4 separate regions of the Homo sapiens genome follow, and regions 2, 3 and 4 are each linked to region 1. The links are chromatin contacts, found by Hi-C or POLR2A ChIA-PET in ENCODE. All regions are on one chromosome and are shown on one strand. The core of a region is the stretch at or near the end of the contact, and the rest is flanking DNA. Distances in the headings are between cores, read along the strand shown.

Evidence for each region. Hi-C counts contacts between places; a loop is a spot of excess contacts on that map. ChIA-PET counts read pairs that join two places held with the same protein, here RNA polymerase II (POLR2A). Pooled maps may share reads with other maps.
Region 2: a loop to region 1 is called in a pooled map, with 2.4 times the contacts of the local background. The contact joins two enhancer-like sites. A Hi-C loop is called at or near these places in 2 of 37 single-sample maps with no recorded cell type and 2 of 50 pooled maps.
Region 3: a pooled map shows a loop between it and region 1 (2.3-fold over the local background). The contact joins two enhancer-like sites. A Hi-C loop is called at or near these places in 4 of 37 single-sample maps with no recorded cell type and 3 of 50 pooled maps. POLR2A ChIA-PET finds 5 or more read pairs at or near these places in 2 of 52 experiments (A673 and OCI-LY7).
Region 4: a loop to region 1 is called in a pooled map, with 2.0 times the contacts of the local background. The contact joins two enhancer-like sites. A Hi-C loop is called at or near these places in 1 of 168 maps with a recorded cell type or tissue (B cell), 5 of 37 single-sample maps with no recorded cell type and 4 of 50 pooled maps. POLR2A ChIA-PET finds 5 or more read pairs at or near these places in 1 of 52 experiments (B cell).

Annotation. Positions count from the first base shown.
Region 1 is chr15:31,012,366-31,015,457 of GRCh38, forward strand. The region is part of intron 27 of TRPM1 (transient receptor potential cation channel subfamily M member 1); the gene reads right to left. Among named protein-coding and RNA genes, the nearest start is that of TRPM1-AS1, 13 kb to the right of the region's middle. Within about 2 kb of position 1,651, at least 6 of the 41 ENCODE cell types and tissues checked have a DNase peak (open chromatin) inside an H3K27ac peak, as active enhancers do; they include B cell and OCI-LY7, where a contact is called at or near this core.
Region 2 is chr15:31,487,362-31,490,453 of GRCh38, forward strand. It overlaps OTUD7A (OTU deubiquitinase 7A), which reads right to left. Exons shown (of 13, transcript NM_001382637.1): 11 at 91-205. Among named protein-coding and RNA genes, the nearest start is that of KLF13, 160 kb to the left of the region's middle. RefSeq lists an enhancer at 2,454-3,092 and a silencer at 2,609-2,759. Within about 2 kb of position 1,415, at least 18 of the 41 ENCODE cell types and tissues checked have a DNase peak (open chromatin) inside an H3K27ac peak, as active enhancers do.
Region 3 is chr15:31,434,202-31,437,293 of GRCh38, forward strand. It overlaps a transcript of KLF13 not described here. Among named protein-coding and RNA genes, the nearest start is that of KLF13, 110 kb to the left of the region's middle. RefSeq lists an enhancer at 647-1,166. Within about 2 kb of position 1,775, at least 34 of the 41 ENCODE cell types and tissues checked have a DNase peak (open chromatin) inside an H3K27ac peak, as active enhancers do; they include OCI-LY7, where a contact is called at or near this core.
Region 4 is chr15:31,360,123-31,363,214 of GRCh38, forward strand. All of the region lies in intron 1 of KLF13 (KLF transcription factor 13), which reads left to right. Among named protein-coding and RNA genes, the nearest start is that of KLF13, 35 kb to the left of the region's middle. Within about 2 kb of position 1,434, at least 26 of the 41 ENCODE cell types and tissues checked have a DNase peak (open chromatin) inside an H3K27ac peak, as active enhancers do; they include B cell, where a contact is called at or near this core.

The sequences.
Region 1 (3,092 bases), core at 401-2,900:
AGGATAGTTTTGCTGCATATATAATTTTTAGTGGACATTGTTTTGCTTTCAGCACATTGACTATGTCATCCCAAGGTCTTCTGGTCTTCCTGGCTTCTGATGAGAGGTCAGCTTTTTTAATCTAATTAAGCATCCTTTCCATGTGATGAGTTGCTTCTCTCTTGCTGCTTTCAAGATTCTTTTCCTTTGGCTTTTAACAGTTTGACTATAACGTTAATTGGTATGGATCTCCTTGAGTTTATCCTACTTGGAGTTCATTGAGCTTCTTGGATATGTAGATTCGTATCTTTCATTAAATTTGTAAAATTTTGGCCATTATTTCTTTAAATATTGTTTCTGCCAGTTTCCCTTCTCTCTTTCTATAACTCTCATGATGCCTATGTTGTTCTGCTGGATGGTGTTCTACAGGTTTCAGACTGTTCAATTTCTCTTCATTTCCTCCCCCTGTTCCTTAGACTGGGTAATTTTTAACTGATTTATCTTCCAGTTTGCTGATTCTTTAATCTACCTGCTCAAATGTGCTATTGGGCCTCTAGAGTGAATTTTTCATTTCAGTTATTGTACTTTCCAATGTCAGAATTTCCTTCCCTTCCTTCATTTCTTTCTTTTTCTTTTTTTTTTTCTTTTTTTTTTTTGACACTGTCTTGCTCTATTGTCCAGGCTGGAATGCAGTGGCAAGATCACAGCTCACTGCAGCCTTGAATTCCTGGGCTCAAGCAATCCTCCCACCTCAGCCTCCCAAGTAGCTAGGACTACCGGCACCACCATGCTCTGCCAGTTGCCATGATATGCACCACCATGCCTGTCCAGTTTTAAAAATGATTTTATGTAGATGGTGTCTTGCTCTGTTGCCCAGGCTGGTCTTGAACTCCTGGCTTCAAGCAATCCTCCCTCCTTGGTCTCCCAAAGCTCTGGGATTACAGGCATGAGTCACTGTGCCTGACCTATTTTTTTAAAAATATATATAATTTCTACCTCTTTTTTTTTGAGACCTCGTCTACTACTTGATATAATTTCCACCTCTTTATTGATAGTCCCTTATTTGGTGAAAAATCCTTCTCATACTTTCCTTTAGTTCTTTAGAGATGATTTCCTTTAGGTCTTTAAATATATTTAAAATAGCTAAAATAGTTGAGTTAAACTCTTTGCTAAAACATCTAATATCCAGGATTCCTAAGGGATGGTTTTTAAGATTGTCCTTTTTCCTGTGTGTGGACCATAGTTTCTTATTTCTTTGCATGTTTTGTCATTTTTATTTAAAAGTGGACATGTTGAGTATTATAATGTGGCAATTCTAGAAATCAGATTCTCTCCCCTCTCAGGCTTGTTGTTATTGCTTAGTGTAGTTGTTGTTTGTTTAGTGTAGTTGTTGTTTGTTGTTTGTTTAGTGATTTTTGTAGTTGTTGTTTGCTTAGTGATTTTTCTGAAATAATATTGTAAAGTCTATATTCTTTATGTTGTGTGGCCACTGAAGTTTGTATTTTATTAGCTTAGTGGTCAGTTAATACTTAGAGATTTCCTTAAATGTGTGGAACAAAAACAACAAAATCTTCTAGTCTTTTCTGAGAAGCTGTATGTGTATATAGGGGCACATCTTCAACACTCAGGCAGTTTACATCTTTGCTTTAGCTTTCACTTCCTGCTTGCACAGAGCCTCAAGATCAAGTCAGCCAGAAATGAGCTTATAGCCTTCTCAGGTCTTCCTGAGTATACACACAGCCCTATGCATGCACATAGCTTTCTAAATTCCCAGGAATGTGTTAGAGCTTTTCAAAGCTCTTATGGACATCAGTTTTTCTCCCTAGTTTTTTGGTTAGTCTATTGTTTGCCCCAGCTGTCATCCGTCACCTCAGGGAGCAAGCACTAAACCCTTTGCCTGTAAATGTTTTTGACAACCCTTCCTCCACCCCTTCTAACTAGAAGCTTTAGTACTGGGCCTGTTCCAACTCAGGTGAAATACAGACGAACCTTTCAGCTAGGCTTTCAAGGAGCTGCCCTGTAATTACAAAACAAGTAATTATAATTCTTTGCATATGAGATTCTTTCTGCTCCTACTGGTACTAGGAATGCAGGTTGTTGTTTTCAAGGTGACTACTCAACTGGAGAGCAGAGGATAGGACAGGGCTAAGTTAAAATGTCACAAAGCTCACTTTTCTTATCAAGATCCAGCCATTTTGTTTAAATAAGAATGCCCTAGGTTGCTTAATAAGCCATTGCTTAATTTCCAGAGTGCCACAAGATATAGACTCTGACAGTTTTTGCCAACTTTGTTGTTGCTTTTATGGTGGGGCAGAATTCCAGAGTTCCTTACTCTACCTGCTTTTGTTCATGTCACCCCATTCAATGCCTTTGGTATGTGAATAAGGAGCAGACTCCTCCACCCCTGACAGACACAGTCTGCAGGTGAGCTCTGGAGTTCATAACTTTATGGCATTACTTTTCCAAGTTCCCCCTCTCACTATCTCCCTGATATCTCCAGTTCCTCAGAGTTTCCGTTTTCTATCCTCCAACCAGAAAGCTGGGGCTCAAATCAAAGCAAAGAGCAACGATTGACTTCACCCTCTTGAATTTTGATGCAGTGGGTAGGGACTTCACCAGACCACTGGATTTCCTGCACCTGACTTGAGGCAGGGGGTGGGGGTGGGGCTATGGGACAATAGAAAGGGAAAAAGGTACTCTTGGAATAAACAGATGAGATTATAAGCAGATGAGATGAGGTCAAAGAATAATTTCATTTAATATTAAAAGATATATAACCTTGGCTGGGCACGGTGGCTCACGCCTGTAATCCCAGCATTTGGGAGGCAGAGGCAGGTGGATCACCTGAGGTCAGGAGTTCCAGACCAGTCTGAACAACGTGGCAAAACCCCATCTCTACTAAAAAATAAAAATAATAAATTAGCTGGGCACGGTGGCATGCGCCTGTAATCCCAGCCACTTGGGGGCTGAGGCAGGAGAATTGCTTGAACCTGGGAGGCGGAGGCTGCAGTGAGCCGAGATCATGCCATTGCCCTCCAGCCTGGGTGACAGAGCGAGACTCCGTCTTAAAAAAAAAAAAAAGAAAAGAAGAGAAAAAGAAAAAAGATATATGA
Region 2 (3,092 bases), core at 165-2,664, 470 kb after region 1:
AGGAGCAGGGGTGGTACATTCCCTCCCCAGGATGCCCCAGCCATAGCCCTCCCTGTGGGCGCTGGGGAAAGGGACAGAGTAGGATCTTACTGGGCCAGCCGGGCGTTATCGTTGTCGTCTTTCCCCCACTCCCAGTCCTTGCCAGGGTCCACTGCAAAGTGCAGAGGCAGCAGCTTGTGCTCAGAATCCGTCAGGGGGATCACGGCTGGAACAGAAGAGACAGAGCCGTGCTTGGAGCCCCGGCAGTCCCCAGGCAGGATGGCAAGGAAATTCCCAAGCCAGGTATCTGGGTGACAAATGCACCGAGTGGACATCTACACAGATCTGTGCCAGCAGGAGCATGAAGACCAAAACCACTATTGCTAGTTTTTAAAATTTCGTATTTATTGCGGACAGTGGAGAGCAGTTGGAAGCGTCACCTGGACCCTGGCTCTCTTTGGGTCTGTCCAATGGCAGATACTCCATTGGGCAGCAGAATGGGAAAAAAGCTATTGCTGCCTCTGCTATTTCTAGGAAGGATCTAGGCAGGTTAGGCACACTTTGGGAGGCCACCTTGCAGGTGGGCCTGGGGCTCAGCTCTCCTGTCTCGTCCCAGAGAAGGGCCGAATGTGCAAGTCAGGTGAGCAAGGGTGTTGCTGACCTCTACTGGTTTGTAATTTTGTGCCACAAGTCTGTATCAGTGCCTGGGACCCATGGACCCACCCGCCCCTGCCCGTGGGAAGCTCACCTGTGCTGGGGACAGATAAGCAGGTTAACAAACATCTCATAATGTCAGGTGGTGATGAGCCCTGGAAGGGTAAACACCAGGCAGAAGGCAGTGATGGTGAAGCCTTTTTCGGATGGGGTCAGGGGGTCCTTTTGAGGAGGTCACATGTAGGTGGAGATTGCAGTGATGAGCCACTGGCTGGTCATTTCTCAGAGGGATTGACTCATCACAAAACTTCTGTGGTGAAACTCACCACCCGTGGGAAATCCTGGCTCACTCCAGAAGGGCTAGGGTGGAGGGGGTATCTACAGGTTTGGGATCTTCTAGGAGCTTCTGAGCTGCTGGGGGACCTGATGAGAGGAGTGCCTAGTGACACGGTTGACTCCTCCCAAGGGCATTGTCAGGGACAAGGGCAGGAGGAACTGGGAGATGGTCTCCCCAAGTCTTTCCTCGCAACAAGCAGCAGCCTCCTCCATGGGCTCCACTTAGCTCCCCTGCAGGCCCCACACCTGGGAGTCACACACAGCAGAGAAGCACAGCCACCTTGGACCAGCTGCTTTGCCTCTTTGCTGGTGCCCATGGTTCATGGCAAGGGTGCCATGGCAAGAACAAAAAGGCAAGGAAATAGATCAAATCGAAGACTGAACACCAATAGTTGATTTGGTAAGAAATTGGAAAAACTGACTCAATGCTGCCCTCCAGTGTTGCTTAAGAGGAAAAGTGGGTGCAAATAATTCCCCTCTCCACCCCCGCACCTCTTCTTCTCCAGCTTCCCCAAGCTGCCAATAAGGGAAATGCAGCTTTGCTGACCAATGACCAGCTCCGGGCTTTTCATTAATCTGGCTTGGGATTGGAAAGTGCAGTGCTCTGATTTGAGAGGTCAGGGGTGGCTTGGCCTGGCTTTGCTGCAGCCTGCTGGGTTCTGCCTTGACGTGGCCACCCTTTCCAGATCTGAGCTGCAGGGCAGACACACCCAGGGAGGGCTGCAGGGCTGGCTCAGGGACAGGTCTCCCTTGGGTGGTGCCCAGCAGCCTGTCCCATAGTTCTATGAGTCACTACACAAACAGAGAAGGGGTTAGCCTCGCTTCTTACTCATGGGGCAGGGGGTGGCACAGGCTCTCCCCATCCACAATGTTTCCCAGAATAGAGCAGTGCAGCTCCTGGGAGTTCCAAGCCCCCATGAATGGATGGGCCAAACCAAAGTGTCCAGGAAAGGGACTCAAAAAGCAACATTTTAAATAAGCATCTCCTGTGGCTTTTAAAATCAAGCAAATTCAGGAAATATTGTTCTAGAACAAGAATAATCTGTTAGAAGCAGTTCCTGTGGGTGCAACTTGGACATTTTGGGTCTGGCTGTCCACCCGCTTCCCAGGGTAGAATTGCTGTTGGAGAACATCAGCCCAGCCACCACTCCATGTCTTAGCCACCCCGGCCCCAGGATTTAGGGGGAACAGGCACCTAGTGGCATCCATGGTCTGTGGGCAGAAGCAATGTGGGAAGTGCTGGGTGATGTGCTCAGGCATGGGGGTGTCTCTCCCCACTCCCCTTCCATGGTGCCTGCAGAAGACAGCAGATCTCCACTGAAGAGCTGCCTGACAATTGAGAACACTCCTTTTAGATTTCCACTGTGTTAAGTCACTGTGATTTTGGTTTGTTTGTTTCAGATAAACCACCTAAGCTAAGACGGCACCCCAGACAGTCACCCTCACTTCCCTATCATGGGGTTCCTGGGGACTCCTCCCCTCAACAGCAGGGCTGGAATGGACTCCTTGGGCTGCCCAGGGCTCCAGTGCACGGTGGGAATACCCCTGAAGGGGCTAGTGCCTGTCCACCTAGAAGGGTCCAGCAGCCTTGCGGCCTAGATCTGGCTGGGGTGAAGGGCCAGGTACTGAGAGGCTCTACGGACATGCCTGCTCACAACTGAAGACACCGAGGGGCTCAAAGGAAGGCTTTTCTGCAGAGGGTCAACTGCGGCCTGTGGTGAGGGCTGGGGCTGCAGAGCCCAGGGACAGTTCCGGCCAGGAGGCCATGAAAACAGGTCCTCCTCGTGAGCAGCGGCTGCTCAGGATGCCTCTGCTTCTCAACTGTACACCCTGACATTTCCCTATTGGAAACCTGGCTTTACCAGTGAGGAGCAGCCATGCAGCGGCTTGCCCTCTGGTGGTAAATGTCTAGAACAGCAACTGCTTTTCAAAATGAGCCTAAAAAGGCCGGAAAGGTGTTTTGTTTTTGTTTTTGAAAGGCCTCTTGTATGTCTTTTAGCCTGGAAACATATAGGCATCATCTCATGCTAGCCTGAATATATTCTGAGTACTTATTTTCTAAAAAAAAATCAAGATTTCTGGTTTTTGTCTCCGATGTGAAAAGCTGGAAGAGCATTGTTCCA
Region 3 (3,092 bases), core at 525-3,024, 420 kb after region 1:
ATGGGGAAATGAGGCTCAGAGAGGTAAGTGACTTGCTCAGGTTCACACAGCTGCACACAGCTGGACATACAGCTGCCCACACAGTAAAATGCAGGATCAGTGGCAGCAGGAGAGAGACTTGCCAGTTGGAGAGCCAGGAAGGTGCACAGAGGAGGTGGCATTGAGCTGGCTCTGGGGATGGGCAGGCCTTTTATAGAGGACTGGGAAGAAGGGCCGGGAACCAACAGTACCCCCCAAGGGAGGTTCGAATCAGGTGCTTGCCCCCAGTTGAGCCAGAGTTGGGGTGTGGAAAGGCTTGGAAAGCAGGAGAGGCTGTGGATGGAGGTGGGAGAGGCTTGGAACTGGGTCTTTGCTATCTCAGGGGCGTGGAAGGGACTTTTGAGTTTGAGAATGACGTGTCTGGAGCTCCCTGGTTCCACGGGGCTGGACCTGCTAGGGCCTGAAGCGGGTTAAGAGCAGAAATCAAAAACAGGTTTGTTTGTGAGTCAGTAGCTGGGAAAATACTGGGAAGCAGGCTTCTTGGAGCTCCCCTTCATCCTCAGCCCTGTGGATTGGGCAGCAGCCCACGCCTCCCTGCCCCAGCCACAGCCCCCCGTCAATGCCGGCGCGCAGCAGCTTTTGCTCATCCTGCCCTGGTTCCAACCCCAAGGCCATGGGGCAGCCCACTGGGCGCCTTCCTGCATGGGTGTCCCCCTTTGCTGCTGTGTCTAGACTGCAGACACAAGTGCTGGCGGGGGCCGGGGGACTGGCCAAAACTAGGGCTGAAATCATGTTCAAAACCACAGTCAAGGCGGACTTGTCAGAAATATTCCTTTCCTTGAGCCGTCGCAGCTCAGCCTCCTTGAATCACCCTGGCCACTTCCTTCCTGTGTATATCTTATGCACGCTAAGGGACGGGGCGGGTGCAACGTGTGTGTTTTTACTTCTTTTAAGTTTTGTCTATGTTTTGTCCTTTCAATGTGTTGTAGGCTGTGGGGGCGGGGCTGTTCCGAGGGGCCTTTGTCACAGTAAGGGACACTGGGGACAGCTCGGGCTTTCTCTTCAAGCTGAAAACCTTTGGTTGTGAGAATGACTAGGAGAAGGGTCTCGCTAGGGTCATGCTTAGGACCCTTCGCAGGTGGTGTGTTTAATCTCAAAACGGCCTCAAGAGGCTCTCGATCTTTTACAGGTGACAAAGAAGACAAGGAAGACAAGGAAGGTGATCCGGGAGGCTGGAGAGCTTGTCAAGGTCACAGACCCACGGTTTTCCGCCCCCTAGGGTCCAAGCTCTTTCCTGGACATCTGCAGGCAATGTCGACACGCCCTCCAGTGTCTGTGGCGGGCAAAGGATGTGTCTCCACCCCCAGACCTTCCGATCCTGTGCTGAAAGTGTCCCTCAGCCTGTTTCCTGAGAAGCCCAGGGGCTTTTGGCTTGTTACTTTTTCTTTCTCTTGAAGTAAACAGAATAAAAGAGAGTTGCTCAGACGTCTTTGGCTGTGACCCACAGGAGATGATGCAATCTCCACGGCACCCCCACATGCATGTGTATGCACAGGCGTGTACAGATATCTAAAACTGGCACCAATTTCACAAAAACACTCACCCTTATGCGAGACACATTCACCCTACACTCATCCCCCATCTCTACAGAAAATTAAAGTATACATTCATAGTTGCTGTATTCATGCATGTACAGATGTATGTACATTTATTCATGTATGTGTATAACTTATGCCATTTTCATGAAACACTCACCCTACGTGTGATACACTCCTATTTTCTAGGAATCGCCGCCCACTGAGCTTATGTCCAAACCTTAGTGGATCATAGTCTAAGTTTGGCAAACACTGAGCCGGGAGGAGTCATGTCTGCAGGGCCCCAGGAGTCCCTTAATTTGGGTCCTGATCACTCTGCTCCACCCAGTGGAGCAGGCACATGCACTTGGCCCATAAGGAAGGAAAGGAGGGCGGGGGAAAAAGGGAGGGAGGGAGGGAGGGAGGGAAGGAGGGAGCACCTCCACCATCGTAGGCAGGACCTGTGAGAGCTGAACAGGGCCAGGCAGCTAGGCACCACTCTGGGACTCTGGGGTTTCTTAGGGGATGACTTGTTTCTGGGGTCCCAGTAGGAGGAACTCAGGGTGACGCCTCCGAGGATGTGAGTGCATGTGGCAGCCGGGCCCCTCAGCCCCTCTGTGTCCTGGTATCCTCTAAATGCAGATGATGGTGAGAATCCATGCCCAGCCCGTGGCTCGGCCCATCTCTGGGAGAGCGTGTTTACCACAGCACTTGGTGTGGTAGGAGGTGAGCAGGGTGGAAGTGCTTTGCATTCACGTGGGACTTCTGGCTCTCAGTTCATCCCACCCCCAGGGCCCGGCATGAGTGAGGCAAGGGTGGGTGGGAGGGTGCAGGATGTGGGAATGCCATGTGCTGTGCACTGCTCACTTCACCCCTCGCTCGCCCCAGTTGGGGTCCCAGACCAGGAAGCTCCATTCACAGAGGTGTGGCCTGGGGCTACTGCACTGCCCAGCAGGTTGTGGGGTCCCTTTACTCTATGCTGTGTGACAATGTTACCTTCCTGGAAAGAACCCGACCAGCCCCCTTTTGCTAGTCATTACCACAGATAGGAGAGAGAACTAAATATCTAGCCAGCCATCCTCTCGGAGCTCCGGAGCTCAGGTCACCAGGCTTCAGGGACTCGCTGCCATCCTCACAGGCTTAGATCCCTGCTGCAGGGTCAGCTAGGTAACCCCTGAGGGTGGGGTGTTCAAAGTTCAGGCTGCCCCCCAGACGTGTGGAATGCCAGCCCTGACTGCCAGGGCGATCTGAGGTGGACTGACCATCCCCTGGACACTTTCATGAAGTGTGGGCACGGGCGCGACAAGTGGCCATTTATCATCCTTCCCTGCAAAGACTGGGCCAGGTTAGAGATGGACCCCAGCAGTTTCATACCCACCAAGGGCACTGGGAGCTTCCACATAGTCACTGCCAGTAGTGGCTGCTGGCTGGGGAGAGGATCTTGGAATGCTGGTCACTGGAGGCCCTCACAGGTGACTGGGAATGTGGAGGAGCAGCAGGGTGCCTCTTCTCTGCCATGCCTTATGTTGGGGTTTGCTC
Region 4 (3,092 bases), core at 184-2,683, 350 kb after region 1:
GCAGAGTGTGGCACTGCTTTTCTTCCCGGCTGGTGTCCCTGGGGTCAGCTGCCTTAAGGTTAGGGCCCTGTTCTAGGTTAGGACAGGGAAGGGCTTAGGAAACAGGGCCAGCAGGATACAGGGAGGAAGGTGTGGGCACGGACATGCAGCGGGCAGGCCTGTGCCGGGAAGAGGGTGGGCTTTGTCTCCTGAGAAGAGGTGGCCCCCCAGAGCACTGGTCTCCCCACATGGCAGGCAGTGGGGCTCTGTTTCAGGCCCTCTCCAACGCACTTAGGCTGCGACAAGCCTGAGCAGGATGTAGGGGGCTACTAGACCTGCGGGCAGGGCTGAGGGACAGGGCCCGGGGCTGCCAGGTCACCTGTTCTCTGCAAGAGGGTTTTTGAACACAAGGGCTTTCCCAAAGGGTAGGGGTAACTTGCTCCTAGTGGGCAAGACCGAGAGCCCCTGGTGGCTCCATGGGCCTGGGCTGCTGCAGGAGAGGTCTGGGGGCTTTCTAGCTCCTCCCTGGGGGTCTGGAGGTTCCTAGCAGAAGCCCCGGCACTGTTCACCTGTTTCAGAAAAAACAGACCGTTGTCTAATTTGTTGTTGTTGTTGTTTTGTCTCGGCTCCCTCAAAAACCAAAGGCGTTTTTTAGGCCCGTCGTCCAAATTACAAGCTCATTTTAATTCGGATGTATTTACTTTGTGAAACCAACCCTGAAGAATACATTGTTTCGTTATATTCTGCTGGAAACCTTGCCACATTTTTCCTGAGAAAACTGAGCCTGCTGTGCACCTGGAGCCGGCCAGGTGGCAGGTGCTGGGCCTGGAAGAGGAGCCTGCCGAGGCTCCTCCAGGGCTTCTGAGTGCCATTGTTTTGAGTGCGCTGCCTGGTAGCGCTGGGCCCTTCCAGGGAACTGCCTGGCTCCTTCCTCAGCTGCAGCCTCCTGCTGCAGGGGAGCTGGGGACCGTGGAGGTCCCCCACAGGTCCTCAGGCCCACATGCCCCCAGCCTGGGCAAGCCTGCCGTGAAATAGGCCTCGTAGAGCCTGGCTGTGGGGGCAGCAGGGGCCCCTGGGTGCAGAGGGTAGCCTCGCCGCACTGTGGGTGGGTGCCCCTGCTTGCTCCTCCTGGAACGTGAACGTGGGCAGCAGTGTTCCTGTTCCATGCTGGGGAGGGGCTGTGAGAATGTCTTTCTTCCCGGTGTAGCCTAGCCTCAGGCCCACCCTTCTGGGTGTGTTACCTTGGTGAGGTCACTTGGTTTCTCACCTCTGACAAGGGTTTCACATCAACACTTTCCTGTCTTCCGGGTTGGTAGAGTCAGATGAGCCCAGTGCAGGCCAAAAGTAAAAGCTGCACCCCTGTAAAGAGTGTACATGCAGCTGTTTGTGCCATTGAGTGTCTGTAGCAGAGCTTAGCAGGGTGGGGTCCCTGCAGGCAAGGTCCCCCCCAGGAGACACAGAAGGAGAGGGCAGGGGGAGGAAATGAAGGCTGGGGGAGGGGAGACACAGGAAGAGGAAGTGGGCCACGATGGTTGCCAAAGGCTCTGCAGACAGGGGCCCCTCCCTCAGTTGCCTAGAGAGCCGGCTGGGAGCACGGGCACCTGGGGTGCAGAGCTGGGGCTGGCTGTGCAGGTGCTTGTTCGTGTCAAGAAGCAGTTGGACTTCTCTGTGAGATTCTGCAGATCTCCCCTGTGACTGTCAAGGCTGGTGCCCCCCACCCCCCACCCCAGACGTCACAGCCAGAGGCAGGCCCAAGAGGCCTTTCCATACTGTGTCCCTTTCCCTACCCACCACGTGCTCTGCCCTCTTTCTTCCCTCCCTCCCTCCTTCCTTTTCTCTTGGTGCAAGAGAAAACCCTTTCCCAGTAGTCCACAGATTCCCTGGTTCCTACTCCTCATGAGCCCCTACAGTGGCACTTGGGATCTGCATCCTAGTGGCTGGATGGACTTGGCTCTCCTAGCTGCCATCCACCTGGGCTAATTTTCAGCCCACAGTGGTGTCACAAAGTGGTCTTATGGCAGGAGTGTGGTATTCAGGAGCCTGAAGGGGGCTTCTGACGTGGAATTACAACTCTGGAACTGCTTCTGTTTAAATCCTTTGCTGAATATTTGTCACCCATAGCCTTTTAGGTCTGACCCGTTCTAAACTGCTGGGCCTATCAAACAATTTATCAGGGAGGGCCCTTCTCCAATAGGACAGTTTGCAGCGTGACCCAGGGGCTCTAAAGCCCTGGAGCCCTGCCCTGGGAACATCTCCTACAAAGCTAGATTGGACTTTATTGCTATTTTTGAGTTTCTCATCCTGGAAGCCACTGCCCAGCACATTCTGAGGAGAATCTGCCTGGGCGACCATTGTTATTTTAAGAGAGCTCTTGGGGTAATATGAGGAACTGTGCTTTGAAATAGGGAATACAGAATGGGGCCAGTAATGTGCCCAGAGTGTTGAATGTCTGATTTTTAAATTGGCATTATTGATGGCTAGCATTTTCTAGTTTGCTATGGATTTTTTGTTTTGAATTTAACTTTTTGAATAGGAAATGCATTTGTGTGTTTTAGAATCTAAAAGATTTAAGTAGTTTCCCCAGGGAAAATTCTGTCAACCTTCCCTGTTCTCCATCTGCTCAGTGTTCCCCTGGGTGATCTCTGTTCCTACTTTCCTAGGGACCCTCTCTCTGCACATACAGGCCAAGGCGCACGTAGATCCTTGCTGGTCATCTCTCCTCAACCTTGTTTTCCTCACTCAGCTTGGAGATCTTTCCATATCAGTTTGTAAAGAACTCATTCTACTTCTTTGCGATAGTGTTCTGTTATATGTGCGTTCCATAATTTATTTGACAGGCCCCAGTGGAAGGACATGAGTTGTTTTCAGGTTCCTGCTGCATTGACTAATCAGGAGCATATCCCGTTTTGTAGGTGTGCAAATGCGTTTGTAGGCTAGGATGTCAAAAGTTCAGATGTGGGTAAAAGGGTGTGCACATTTCTAATTTTAATAGGTATTGCCAAATCGCCCTCCATGGAGGTTGTAGCAGTTTGTACTCCCATCAGCAAAGAATGCCTGCTTACCTGCAGCCTCACCAAGGTGATAAGCTACCAAGCTGCATTTCAGTGTGTCTC